Linked DNA regions of Homo sapiens: regions 2 and 3 are each linked to region 1. Evidence: chromatin contacts called from ENCODE Hi-C or POLR2A ChIA-PET data. All regions are on one chromosome and are shown on one strand. The core of a region is the stretch at or near the end of the contact, and the rest is flanking DNA. Distances in the headings are between cores, read along the strand shown.

What was found. A loop is a pair of places that touch in the nucleus more often than their neighbours do. ChIA-PET counts read pairs that join two places held with the same protein, here RNA polymerase II (POLR2A). Pooled maps may share reads with other maps.
Region 2: a map of CD8-positive, alpha-beta T cell shows a loop between it and region 1 (14-fold over the local background). The contact joins two enhancer-like sites. A Hi-C loop is called at or near these places in 3 of 168 maps with a recorded cell type or tissue (CD4-positive, alpha-beta T cell, CD8-positive, alpha-beta T cell and naive thymus-derived CD4-positive, alpha-beta T cell) and 12 of 50 pooled maps.
Region 3: a loop to region 1 is called in a pooled map, with 24 times the contacts of the local background. The contact joins two enhancer-like sites. A Hi-C loop is called at or near these places in 3 of 37 single-sample maps with no recorded cell type and 11 of 50 pooled maps. POLR2A ChIA-PET finds 5 or more read pairs at or near these places in 1 of 52 experiments (activated T-cell).

The regions. Positions count from the first base shown.
Region 1 is chr1:92,536,619-92,541,152 of GRCh38, reverse strand. The region is part of intron 19 of EVI5 (ecotropic viral integration site 5); the gene reads left to right. Among named protein-coding and RNA genes, the nearest start is that of GFI1, 52 kb to the right of the region's middle. Within about 2 kb of position 2,997, at least 5 of the 41 ENCODE cell types and tissues checked have a DNase peak (open chromatin) inside an H3K27ac peak, as active enhancers do; they include CD4-positive, alpha-beta T cell and CD8-positive, alpha-beta T cell, where a contact is called at or near this core.
Region 2 is chr1:91,801,449-91,806,250 of GRCh38, reverse strand. The region is part of intron 2 of TGFBR3 (transforming growth factor beta receptor 3); the gene reads left to right. Among named protein-coding and RNA genes, the nearest start is that of TGFBR3, 82 kb to the left of the region's middle. RefSeq lists an enhancer at 2,216-2,485. Within about 2 kb of position 2,175, at least 16 of the 41 ENCODE cell types and tissues checked have a DNase peak (open chromatin) inside an H3K27ac peak, as active enhancers do; they include CD4-positive, alpha-beta T cell and CD8-positive, alpha-beta T cell, where a contact is called at or near this core.
Region 3 is chr1:91,753,617-91,758,032 of GRCh38, reverse strand. All of the region lies in intron 4 of TGFBR3 (transforming growth factor beta receptor 3), which reads left to right. Among named protein-coding and RNA genes, the nearest start is that of TGFBR3, 130 kb to the left of the region's middle. Within about 2 kb of position 2,664, at least 11 of the 41 ENCODE cell types and tissues checked have a DNase peak (open chromatin) inside an H3K27ac peak, as active enhancers do.

The sequences.
Region 1 (4,534 bases), core at 1,748-4,247:
TATGGAACACTAAAAGTGAGAGTGGTTGACTTTATAGATTAAGCTTCTGCTTTTTTGTTTATTTGTTTTTTGTTTTTTTGAGACAGAGTCTTTCTCTGTCACTCAGGCTGGAGTGCAGTGGCACGATCTCAGCTCACTGCAACCTCCGCCTCCCGGGGCCAAGCAATTCTCCTGCCTCAGGCTCCCAAGTAGCTTGGATTACAGGTGCCTGCCACCACGCCTGGCTAATTTTTGTATTTTTAGTAGAGGCGGGGTTTCACCATGTTGGCCAGGCTGTACTCAAACTCCTGACCTCAGGTGATCCTCCCGCCTCGGCCTCCCAAAGTGCTGGGATTACAGACATGAGCCACTGTGCCTGGCCAAGCTTCTGTTTTTATAGGAAAAGGAAATGAGACTTACGGAAAAATTCATTGTCTTAGATATGACATTAAAGGCACAAGCAGCAGAGAAGAAAATAGATAAGCTGAACATCATCAAAATTTAAAACTTTTGTGCTTCAAAGATCACCATCAAGAAAGTGAAAAGACAACCTAGAGAATGGAAGAAAAAAATCAAATCATTTACCTGATAAGGGGCCTGTATCTAGAATATATAAAGAACTCTTACAATTCAATTATAAAAAGATAACCCAGTTATAAAATGGATAAAGGATCTGAATAGACTGTTTTCCAAAAATGATATACCAGATGGCCAGTGGACATGAGAAAATATGCCCAACATCAGTGATCAAGGGAATGCAAACCAAAATGACAGTGAGATTCCACTTCACACTTACTAGGATGGCTATAATAAAACAGATAATAAAAATGTTGCAAGGATGTAGAAAAATTGGAACCCTCATACACAGCTGATAGAAAGGTAAAATGGTACAGCCACTTTGAAAACAGTATATAGCAGGTCCTCAAATGGTAAACATAGAGTTGCTATATGACCTAGCAGTTCCACTCCTGGGTATATACCCAAGTAACATGAAAACATGTCTACACTAAGACATCTGCATAAATGTTCATAGCAGCATTATTAATAATATTTAGAGAGTAGAAACAACTCAGATGTCAATCATCTGATGACTGGATAAATAAAATGTGGTATATCCATATGATCAATTATGAGGCAATAAAAGGAATCAAGTGCTGACACATGCCACAACATGGATGATAAATTTTTCAAAAATCAGTCACAGAAGGCCACATATTGTATGATTTCATTTATATGTCCAGAATAGATAAATTTATAGAGAAAGAAAGTAGATTAGTGGTTCCTTGGGGTTGGAGGGGAAGAGAGGGGTTTTAAGGGATGACAGCTAAGAGGTGTGTGGTTTATTTATGGCATGATAAAAATATTCTAGGATTGGTTGTGGTGATGGTTGCACAACTCTATGCATATACTAAAAGCCATCAAATTGTACACTCTAAATGGGTAAATTGTATGGAAGGCAAGTTATATCTCAAGGTCATTTTAAAAATTCATAGTCTTTCTCTTCTGGACAGTTTCCTAACCTGGGGCCCATGGATGGGGTCTATTAAAGTATTTACAAATATTTTATGTATAAACATAGGCGGATCTTTGGGAGAATGGGTTCAAGATTTTTTTTTTTTTTTTTTTTTTTTGAGATGGAGTCTAGCTCTGTCGCCCAGGCTGCAGCACAGTGGCATGATCTCGTCTCACTACTAGTTCCGCCTCCCGGGTTCCCGCCATCCTCCAGCCTCACCCTCCCAAGTAGCTGGGACTACAGGCGCCCGCCACTACACCCGGCTAATTTTTTATATTTTTAGTAGAGACGGGGTTTCACCAGTGTTAGCCAGGATGGTCTCCATCTCCTGACCTCGTGATCCGCCCGCCTCGGCCTCCCAAAGTGTTGGGATTATAGGCGTGAGCCACTGCGCCCGGCCGGGTTCAAGATTTTTTCAGATTTCTTGAGTGATTTGACACCTAAAAAAAAGTTTTCCTCCATCCCTCAATTATCTTGTGGGAGATATTGGGGGAATTAAGTAAATTAATGCTGGAAAAGCACTTAAAACAGAGCCTGGGACATAGTAAGGGCTAAATAAGTGCTCTTATTGTTCCAGCTATACCACAAAATACTTATGTAGTCACAGTGTGATATTATAAAGGATTAGATAAAATCTAATGACACTACTCCACTGCCTCAGTGACTCACCCATAACCTTCGTGATAAGTTCTAATTCTTTAACATGGCATAAGATTCTTCATAGTTTAGCCCCAGCTTTCTTTCAAGTTTCATCTCTCACCTCTCATTTTGAGACCTATATCCAGCCACACCAAACCACTTGCAGTTTCCTAACACATAATACATTCTCTGGCCTTAGGCTTTTCCCCATGCCACCTGTGCCTGATTTCTCCTCCCTCCACCTCTGCTCATCCTTACAGACCCAACTCGAACATCATCATCTTCCTCCTTCCCTAAGAATTCTCCCTTCTAGCCAGTGTATTGCTTCTCCTGTGGGTTTACTTAACAGTGTGCCACCTTGGAATCAGCTGTTTAGTTTTTTTGTCTTGCCCTTCAGATTTTTAACTGAGGGCAGGAGCCTTGTCATTTGTCTTTGCCTTTCCAGCATCACAACACTTGTCACCTAAACACTAGGTGCATATTTGGTTAATTGATTGATGGACTGAAAAAACACATGATATAGCTTTAGAGAACAAGAATTTCCTCTGAACAGAATCCAATCCAAATAGAAAAGAAGTACTTCATTTTCATGAGGGTGTTTTGCTAAAGGTTTGAATTTTTAAATGCTTCATTTTGCTGAAGGTTAAATCAAAGGAAATCTACATGGTACTTTGATGTAGCTTTAAAAGTTCAGAGTGAAACAAGTGTGAAGTGATTTATTTCCTGTAATTGGTCATAAATTTACATAGAACCTCACATATTCGTAGCCTCATCAGCGTTGACCTTAGAGTACCTTCTAAATAATGTTAATGGTTTCAATTTTATCAAGATGTGTCAGCTGCCAGGAAGAAGACATTCAGTGGCAGTTTCATTTTGTTTGCCCACAATACTGAATACATCTAAGTATGCACTGTAGAAAGACTAAGAATTCTCTGTAAATGACTCCCCCTCTCTTCTTCTCAGGTAAAAAGTGTGCAGTTGTAAGTTTCTTCTATTCCAAACTTTCCTTTCCTTTCTACCTTTTTTACTTATTAATGTGGGTGCATGTTTTTTCCTTCTAAAAACGTCAGCTTTAACTATTGCATTATATACAGTTTTACATGAAATCTACAATTTTTTCATTCTAAATTTTATATTTTTTATGATTTACTTAGCTTAAAACCAAAAACATTTTCAGCATTATGTACCTAGTATTATTTCAATAAAATTCTTGAATTTTTTTTAGTTTTTTTTTTTTAAGTACTGTAGATTAGAATTTTGGCTCTTGTCTGTGTAATAAAGTAATGAAGAAATCATGACCTCCAGTCGATCACTTTTACTGATTTCCTGTTCTGATTCTCTGGAAATCATTTTGTTTGTGTGGTTATTACTAGTCTAACCTTTGTCATGTTTACAATTCAGTGTTTAAAGAAGCTGATAATTGAGAATAAATTTTGCATATCATCTCCCATTACATTTATTTTAGATTTTGAAAACAGAAAACTATTAAAGGTATTCTATAAGGAATCCAACAAAATTACTGACCAAACTCTGAGGATGGAAAAAAAAGTAAAGCCTCTAGAACTTAGAAATACAAACTATGTGATTATTAGATCTTTCCATGAAAAGTAAAATACATTGTTATTTAAAATTGTATATATTACATATCACTTACAGAAATGCTACATTTAGCTCAAAAAGCTATAGCTCTTTGTTTTATAAAGATTAATTATACAAACTCAAATGTACGAATAGGAGCTTTTATAATCTGATATGACTCAGTCTTGGAAACTTACTGCAACTGTTTTGCAGTTCACTTGGTGTCACATGATTCACTTCAATGGTTTAAACCCTGTCTAGTAGTGATCAAAGTTCATTTGGTTAGGGGTTTTTTTTGGTGTGTGGATGACTTTTTTCCACTTTGTTGTGGATTGATTGTCTTTCAAAATACCCAATGCAGCCCTTCCTCTTATTCTTTTGAATCTCAGAAAGTGGTAGTTGTCTGCACAGTGCAACCTCCAGTCACACACAGGGGAAATTTTTTTTAAGTTGAAATAATATGCATGAAAGCACTTTTAACTGTAAAGCATTATATAATTATAAGATTGTATTATTAATTCCATTACCCCAATGTTAAAATTGAAGGATAACTTGTTACGTCTCTTTAAAACCAAGTGTAAAAAAAAATCAACTGTAATTTTTTAAGTTACCAGTGTCCTATGATGTGCTAAAAGAAAGCAGACACACAGCACATTGTCTCCTCTAGCCACACAGACACTTGCCCAGGTGATCATATTTTCTCGGCACAGATTTCTTTATCACTTATAAAGAACCTACATTTAAAGACTACAAAACTCTAAAACCATGACACTTCTCTATTTCACAAAAGAAATTTCTGTCTTAATATCTACTGGTTTAGCCAAT
Region 2 (4,802 bases), core at 926-3,425, 730 kb after region 1:
GATTTTTTTCTTTAAGTGGAACTGGGAATTTAGACATTGATGTTATAGCGAGATCTTAGGAACGTTTCCCATGTGTCCAGATAAGCAAGCATTAGTGAAAAGGATGGAGGAGGGCATTTGGTAAAATGAGAAACGAGTTTCATTAAGTTCATGAAGTCTTTTAAGTCAACCAAAGGTGATACGTGTGAACCGAGCAGTTTATTTTATTTTAGTAGATATGAATGAATGTTTACATTTGGCCTATGCATCTGTTCACCCAGTCCTGAGGCGAGGAACTGGAAAGTACAAGGCAGAGGCAGGTGGTGCTCTGCCAGGGGAAAAGTCTGGAGCTGGAGTCTCAGAGACCCAGGTTCAAATCCCCTATTGCCACTTCCTGCTGATGTGTTTCTTAGCCTCTCATGAGCTCCAGTTTCCCATCACTCTAAAATGAGGGCATTAACACTGTCTTCACAGTGGTATTGTGAGAATCAGAAACATGTACAAGATGTGTGGCCCCTAGTGGTGTGGTAACCATACATATGAAGAGTTAACCCCCAGCTTCTCACACAAGGCAGCGGCCCAGGGAGCCACCATGTGCTTCACAGTGTGGCCTCAGGTGGCCCAGCTGCTGAGCACCCGAGCGGTGGGGGCCTGCTTTGTGAAGGAGGCTGGTTTGGCAGTGGCCTTGGCAGTGTGGCCGTGGTCTGGGCCACCTGGGGAGTTTCTCACCAGAGTTTATTTGAATTTGTGCTGTCTTCAGGTCAGTAAATATTTTTGTCAGTAGAAGTAGCATCTTGTGGGTGAAGGGGGCTGTGCCTCTGTGCTGGTGGCCGAGGAGAGTGTACCAAACAGAAGAGCAGAGCCTGACTTCAGTTCAAACAAGACACGACACCCGGCAAGATTTTGAGATCAGATTTCTCGAGTAAGCCAGCAGGGGAGGATTAAACTCAGCTCACACTTTGAGTCCAAGGAAAAGTTAGATTTCTTTGGGAGCTACCCTTAAGGAATCTTGTACTCGTCACATACCAGATGCCCAGAATGAACTGAAATATCCAGATTGGGAGGCACCAGTGAGGATTGTCTCTGGAGGTGAATCCATATGGACATTACTGCCAGGAAGCACTTTTCTGAAATACACATTCTACCTCTGTGTGGCTCACAACAGTTTACTTATAGTGGGTTATAGAGTTTCTGTGAGGCTTTGGATGAAGTATCTGCAACATGCCTTTTCATGATAGAGTATGGTGTGAAGTGAGCACGCGTGTGTGCTTATGAGCATTGTTGCTTTCAGGTGTGTTCTTTCGTCATCGTCCACGCCCTGGTTGATCCTTACGTGGTAACACAGCTTTTGCTGTGCTGCTGATAAGGAGCATCATCAGAGCATGTCACTCACTTGGCTCTTGACTGCAGGGAAGAGATTGCGTAGGGAAGACGGGATGTGGGTTTTCAGCCGTGGCCACAGGAGACACTCCCAGCCTTTTGAGGCTGCCGGTGAGGGCCTACAGTAGCAGCTCCAGAGCTCACAGGTCACCACAAAAGTGAGCAGATGAGTCAGATGGGGTTTCGGAGCATGTTTTCCTGGTTTCCAAGCCTTCGTGGCTGGGAGGTGCTATACTCGGGCCCCATGGTGGTCAAGTGAGAATCTGAGCCACTGTGTTAACTCAGGCACTTGTGCTAGAGCCTGTGGGGTGGATCATGCTGTTCCCAGGTGGAAGCCTTCCTGAATGGAGCTGGCCCTGGCATTGTGCAGACAGATTGCGGAAGGAACCACTATGAGGCCAAGGGGGAAGGATGGGAGACAGGTTCATGAGCTGGCTGTGGCAGAGGGAAAGGGACAGGAAGGCTAGGGCCTGACCCAGAAGTGGCAGGATGAGGCTGGGGCTGTGGTGTGCCAACGGAGAGATAGAGGATTGTCCTGCCACCTGGAGAGAGGGGATTGGCCAGAAGAGTGTCCGGGAAGAGAAGACAAAAACAGATTTGTGTTTCCTGCTTTCTGTGACAGTTGAAGGTGGGGAAGCCCCAACTGGGACTTGATTCTTAGCAACCAAAAATGCCACCTCCTTCATTTCATGGTTGGTGTTTTTTTTTTCTGCCCCTTTTAGTATAAGAGTGAGGCTTTGGCTCTCAGGTAAAGAGTGAAAGCAGGAAGTCTGAGACAGACAGTCCCTTATTGGCACAAAGCCCATGCAGCATGCATCACCCCATGGTTCTTCCCCATTTCTCAGCGATAATTGAGTGTCTGTTTTGTGCCAGATACTGTGCTGGGGTGAGGCAGGCAGCAGCAGACAGAGTGGTTGGGTTCTGTTCTTTCGTGGTGTTTGCAGTCTTTGGGAGCATGTAGATGTGAAACCAATAATTGCACAAATAATTATGTACATCTCATCACAGGAAGTGCTGTGGAGAGAAACGGAGAGTACCATGAGAGTATGAAAAAATACAGATCTAACACAGTGAGGGAGGTTTGGGGAGCTTCCTTGAGAGATCAGTAGAATGAGCAGGAGTTTGTCAGGCCATGGTGGTGGGAAGGAACAGAAACGGTGGGGAATGTGTTCCTGGAGGAAACCTTGCTATTCAGAGGCTCCTTTGGGACAAAGGTTGGCACTTCTGATGAAATAAAAGAAGGCAAGTACATTAATTAGGGTAGGTTAAGCTACAAATGTCAGAAAACCCAAAATAACATTGGCTTATATAAAAAAAAGAGTTTACATTTGTTTCCTATTAAAAAAAAAAAAGCAGTTCAGAGCTGATCCCGTGGCTCCATGTTCATCAAGTACCCAGGTGGCTTCTCAGTTGCTGTGCCCTCCTCAGCATGCTGCTTCTGTCTCATGGCCCCAAAGGCTTGCTCTAGTGCTGCCTGTTACATCCACATTCCAACCAGCAGTCAGAAGGAAATGGCAGAAGAACTGACCTCCTTCCCTTCATACAGGAAGCTGCCAGCTGCTAGCGGGATTGGGAAACATAGCTTTCGTTCTGGGTGGCTGTGTGTCCAGCTGGCACTTGAAGAAAGGAGAATGATGGCTATAGGGAGACAGTGAGCACTTCTGTGCTTCACCAGAATGGCCAAAACACGGGAGCAAGTGTCCGAGGAATGAGAGACGGGGCCGTGGCAGGAAGCAGGGCCAGATCTTGGAGGGCCTTGTAAGTCACGTTGAGGTTTTGGGGCTTCATCTGGACAGCAGAGATGGAGTGATAAGTCTTTTAAAGCAGAGAAAAGCAGGATCAGACTTGGGTTTTTCAGATCAGTTTGGCTGCTCTATAGAAGACATTTTGGTGGAGATAAGAATTAAGAGCATCTTGCAGTAATCAGGGAACGAGAGACGATGGTGCCCATGGAGATGGAGAGGAGGGGTCAGAGTTGAGTGGCCAGAGAGAGAATCCATTGGGTGAGGAGAGGGAAGGGGTGATGTTGGGGCACCTCCCCCAGGTTGGTGCCAGGTGTACGTAGGAAGAGGCTGGTGCCATTTACTTAGGGAGGGAATGAAGGAGGAACAACAGGCACGAGGGGTAAAGATCCTGAGTTCTGCATGTTGAGATTGGGTGTCCATGAGACAAAAGTAGATGGTGAAGGAGCTGTTGAATATTCAGGCCTGGAGCTTAGAAAAAGAAGTATGGGCCAGGCATGGTGGCTCACGCCTGTAATCCCAGCACTTCAGGAGGCCAACGCAGGTGGATCACATGAGGCCAGGAGTTCGAGACCAGCCTGGCCAATATGATGAAACCCCATCTCTATTGAAAATACAAAAATTAGCTGGGTGTGATGGCGGGCGCCTGTAATCCTAGCTACCTGGGAGGCTGAGGCACGAGAATCGCTTGAACCTGGGGAGTGGAGGCTGCAGTGAGCTGAGAGCGCGTCACTGCCCTCTCGCCTGGACGACAGAGCGAGACTGTCTCAAAAAAAAAAAGAAAAAGAAAAAAAAGGAGAAATAAGTAAGTCTGAGATGGCCTGGAGTCATTTCTGTAAAGAGATGAGAGTTGAACCCATGGATGTGTTTGAGAAAATCTATGGAAAAAGGATAGTGCACTCCAGGAAGGCCTGGCAGGCATTTTACCTGGAAGGCGGCGATGGAACAGCTGGTGGCAGAAGAGCGTCTCTCCAAGATATTCAAAGGAAAACTTCATACAATCACACTGCCTCTTTCCTTTCTTGGCCAGAGAGGCTTGTTTTTTACCCAAAGGAAACCCTCTCCCCTGATTCCTACACTGTGTCTGTTCTCTTAGGAGAGGACTACTCTACCCCATACTTAGAGTTTAACCTACGTCCTTTAGCCTGGGTGTTTTCACAGGGACTTTTTGTCCCCTCCCTTAAGTCTTAATTTTTTTCACTTGTACATTCTGTACCCCTTGCAAACTTATCCAGTTATGTTTTTCAGGATAAAATTCCTAGCGGGAAGTTGCTGGGTCAAAGGATGTGTACCTTTTGTGGGGCCTTGGATACCACTGAAAAATTATACCAATTTGCTCTCTCAGCAGCAGTGTGATGCTGGCACACTTTTTGAGGAAGGTTTCTTAAGGCATTTCTGGGCTTAATTTTTTTTATAAGCATTGCCTCCCTCTCCCAACTTTTCTTTAATGAAAAGTTTCAACATGTAGAGATGTTGAAACCATTGTACAGGGAACATTTAGATTCCACAATTAGCATTTTGCAATAGTTGCTTTATCAAATATCTCTCCATCTGTCAATCCATCTTATTTTTTGGGAGGTATTTCAAAGTAAGTTACAAAACGGTAGATCTCACCCCTAAATCTATGACCACTTTTTTATTTTCACAGAAAGTGTTGGCACAGTAGCCCAGGCATTGGGCTGGATGTTCACCGTACAATGC
Region 3 (4,416 bases), core at 1,415-3,914, 780 kb after region 1:
GTGCTAGTTGTGGAGAAATCGATGGGTTGTTTGGATGGAATTTTTTTGGTGTGATATCATGTCTGATGATGAGCAGCACTGCAACTTGGTAGTTGTAACTCACATTGTCTATTACGAGAGCTGCAGGCTAATGTCCTAACTGCGGTGCCTGAGGCCTTAAACCTCTCTTGCCCACAAGCATCCAAAACAAGTGGAGTCCCCAGTTAATAGTTTTCCTCTTGCCTCATGAATAAACTTTGCCCAGTTAATGTCTCTCAATCCAGATCTGTAGTTTCTTTCCCCTGTGTTTGAAGAGTACTTCTAAAAACTCAAAGGTTCTTGTTGAATAATGTAAGAATCCATAGTCAATACAATTATTATAATAAGTACATAAATGAATAAAAGGGAGAAAAGGAAAAGCTCATCTTTATAGTAAAATGCCAACTAGAAAATCTAGAAGGAGCAAAGGAGTTAGAAAATGATCATTTTGCAACCATCATAATAAAAGTTGACCAGGCAAGAATTATCAACAGATGCTAAATCTAGCAGAGATGGAGGGAGTTCAGGAAGTAGTATATTTAGATATTCTTAAAATATCTTTCATACAAATTACTTATTAATTACACATAAAAAATAGTGACTATATACCTTGGGGATATCCCATGATACCTTAACCAGGTGATTAAAATTCATATCAGCAATGTGGGGCAGATGGACGCTGTGTGCCTATAAATGAGAGAGAACACAGCATCACTTTTGTGGTATTTTTGCCAGAAATGCATATAACCTGAATCTAATCATGAAGAAACGCTGACAAAACCAAATTGAACGACATTCTATAAGATAACTGGCCTATAATCTTCAAAAGTATCAGTCATGAAAGACAGAGAAAGGCTGGGGAGCCATTCCAGATTAGAGGAGACAAAAAGACAAGACACATGTGATCCTGAGCTGGATCCTGTTGGGTAGGGAGTGGGGCAGCTGCTATAAAAGACATTAGGGGGACAGTGGATTGTATTTTATATAAATAAATTATAATTGAGCCTATAGATTAAAATATTATATCAATGTTATATTCCTTGAATTTGATAATTATGTTGTTTTTATGTAAGAGAATATCCTTAGGAAACATACTTAATACTCTTTAAGATTAAGGGCTAAAAGGTCAGATCATTCAGGAAAAAAACATGTTGTATAGAGAAGAATAAAGCAAATGTGGCAAGGTTTTAAAAACTGATGAATCTAGTTAAAAGGGTATAGTAGAGTCCTTTGTACTAGCAACTTTGCTGTAAATTTAAATTAATTTCAAAAGAAAACATTTAAACTCAAAAGGTACATTTACAAGGTGGGCATTACAATAACTTTATTGTAGCCTTTTCTGGGAATTGCAACTCTTATTCTATATTAAAAAGGCCAAAAATCAAAAATCAGTAATTATTTAGTTGTTATTACTAGCACATTTATTTAGCACTTAGGATATTTCAGGTCACTAAATGCTCTAATACTTTAATTCTCACGATAGCCTTCTACAGTACCATAGTGTAGATCCTTTCTTATAGATGAAGAACTAAGATTTAGAGAAGTTAAGTAGTGGGCCAAATCACATGGCTAGTTACTTGCAGAGTTGGTACTCAAACCTAGATGGGACCCATTCTACAAGCTGTTATGCTAAACTGTCTGCCTTCGTACTCATAATCACTGTCAGTCTCCTCTAATTAAAGTTACTTGTGATAGTAATACTAATGGCTCTGATCATAAAGTCATATGCACATTTAGCCCTCATACTGTAGAGCTATACTGTCCAATACTATAGGAAATAGCTGTGCGTGGCTACTTAAATTACAGTTCTTCAGTCCTGCTTAGCCACATTTCAGGTGCTTAGTAGCTATGTGAGGCTAGTGGCTACCACAGTGGGCAGGTTATGGAGGCATTATGAGCAAAGGCAGTGCATGTCCTGGTTTAGATCCAAGCAGTGACCTTGGGCAAATTAATTTCTCTAAGCCGGATTTTTCTCAGGCCCTGCATCATAGGGCTGTTATCTTGAGTAAGTGAGATCACATATAAAATGTTTATAGACATCACCTGCTGTTGCTGCTCTTATTTATTTCTAGTCACAGTAAAGAGCATGTGGGACGGGTGTTGAATTTGCATCTGTATTTATGAAATATCTAGTTTGGCTGGCCCCAGATCAAAAGGGGTTCTGTTTCTCTGGGCTATAGGTCCAGATGAAAGTGTGGGCTACGTATGTCATAGTTGTACTTATCGCTGCCTGGATTCTTTCTTCAGTCTGCCAGTTCATGGGTTTTGACGGAAAGTGTCTTACTCTTAGTTATTAATTTGCTTTAATTTTGCTTAAAATCTGTAAAAACTGCTTCTTGGTCATCAGTTTAGACACTAACAATGAAAGAAGGTGGCCGCTTTAGTAAACAATTGAACGTCAGCCCCATTTGGATCAATCCCATGTAAGGAGATTGCAGATCAAGTAATGAGCCTAAAATTACCAACACGTGGGAGGCAGCATCAGGAGAAGTCAAGGATTTAAATTCCAGGACACCTGAACTCTGCTTTGTTGTCCAGCAGGCTTCCTTTAGGGAAAACGGTTTTTTTCCCGTCTGCACATTTCTTCTTGGCCTGGAAGAGACGATGGAACATCTGTTGTTCATTCACGTTCTCACATCAGCAGACAACGAGTGATGCAAGTCCTTGCACAAGCTGGGCCACTCTCCTTGGGCAGGCTTTTCCCTTCCTCTCTGTGGCCTGAAATGAATTTTAGTTTCTCCTCATCTCCTTGATAGCCTTTGCCACAGAGGGTCTGGTGATCAATAGAAATCCAGTAGTGTGTTCTCTTTATCCATTTGTATAGTTAAGAGTTAAAGTTTGGGGATAAGATAACTAAATTATTTTATATAAAGTGTTCATCAAACACTTCAGAGGGCCCACGGGATCTCTGGAAATTCAGGCTTCACCGTTTTCATCACTGTCTTCTCCGAGGTTACCCAGGGAGCCTAAAGGAGCTGTGGAAAGCGAATGGGTCTCTTGACTCTCAGTCCACGATGCATGTATCCTTGCCTGTTTCCTGATATGCTGCTGGATGGTTTGCATTTCTGTCTCAGAGCTGTCTACTGTGTACGTAGAGTTACAGAACTTTTAACTGTTTTTTTTTAAATAGGGCAATGAGAAAAGTTCAAGTAATAGCATCTACTCATTTATCAGGGTGACCTTTTTATTTAAATGGACATGTCTGTGTTGTTATGACTGCCCAAATTAAAAAAGGAAAACTTTCATAATTAGTTAGGAGGGCCTTATGTTACCCAGGACATCGCAGCCACCCTTGAGGGTGACTGAAAACATACTTTAATACTAGTAATAAAGGCATCTGTCTTTTTCTGTCAAATCATTTCAGTCCTTCTCACCCCCTCACAGCACAGGCAAGAAGGGAACGTGTCAGGCAGGGAGAAAGTGGGATTTGGTTTTCTCTGCAGGTGCAGCTCCTTTATCTGGTTATTCTGGTTACCTAGGAAATATGAGTGGGATGAAGAGTGATGCTTTCAGGCTGAGTTTCAAGTAGTGAATCTTTGAGTGTGAGTCACACACACACGTGATGAAGTTGTAATAATCTTATAGTTTTCCTTTTGCAGGGTGTATGGGTGGCCCAGAGAACAATCAGAAATAAAAATCATCTTACCCTCTCAGTGTGCCATGTTGAAACTGCAAATAATCTCTTAGAAGGATCACATAAGCCTGTTTTTATTTATGCATTCATTTCTACACTGAAAAAAAAAGTAAGATAACTTAACTGGGTGATGATGCCTGAACCTTCAACCTGAATTTGCTAAAATGAGAGCCACAGTATGAAGTTGTCTTTAAGGACATACTACAATTTAAATACACGGTTTCTAGAGAAAAGACACAAATGGCCAAAAAACACATGAAAAGATGCTCAATATCATGAGTCATTAGGGACATGCTAATGAAAACCACAGTGAGATGCCACTTCACACTAGGATGGCTTTAATAAAAAAGGCGATAACAAGGGTTGTGAAAGCTGTAGGGAAATTGGAACACGCATACATTGCTGGTGGGAATGTAAAATGGTTCTGTGGAAAACTGAGCAAAACACATGTCCCCAAGAACTTGTCCACAAATGTCCAAAGCATCATTATTCACAGTAACCAAAAAGTGGAAACAACCCAAATGTCTACCAACAGATGAGTGGATGAAAACAGTGCTATATCCATATAATGGAATATTAGCCATAAAAAGGATTGAAGTTCTGATACATACCACAACATAGATGGGTCTTGAAAACATTATACTAAGTGAAAGAAGCCAGATGCTAATTGTCACAAGTTGTATGATTCCAATTTATATAAAATGTCCAGAATGGGCAAATCTATAGAAACAGAAAGTAGATTAGTAATTGCCAGGGGCTGATGG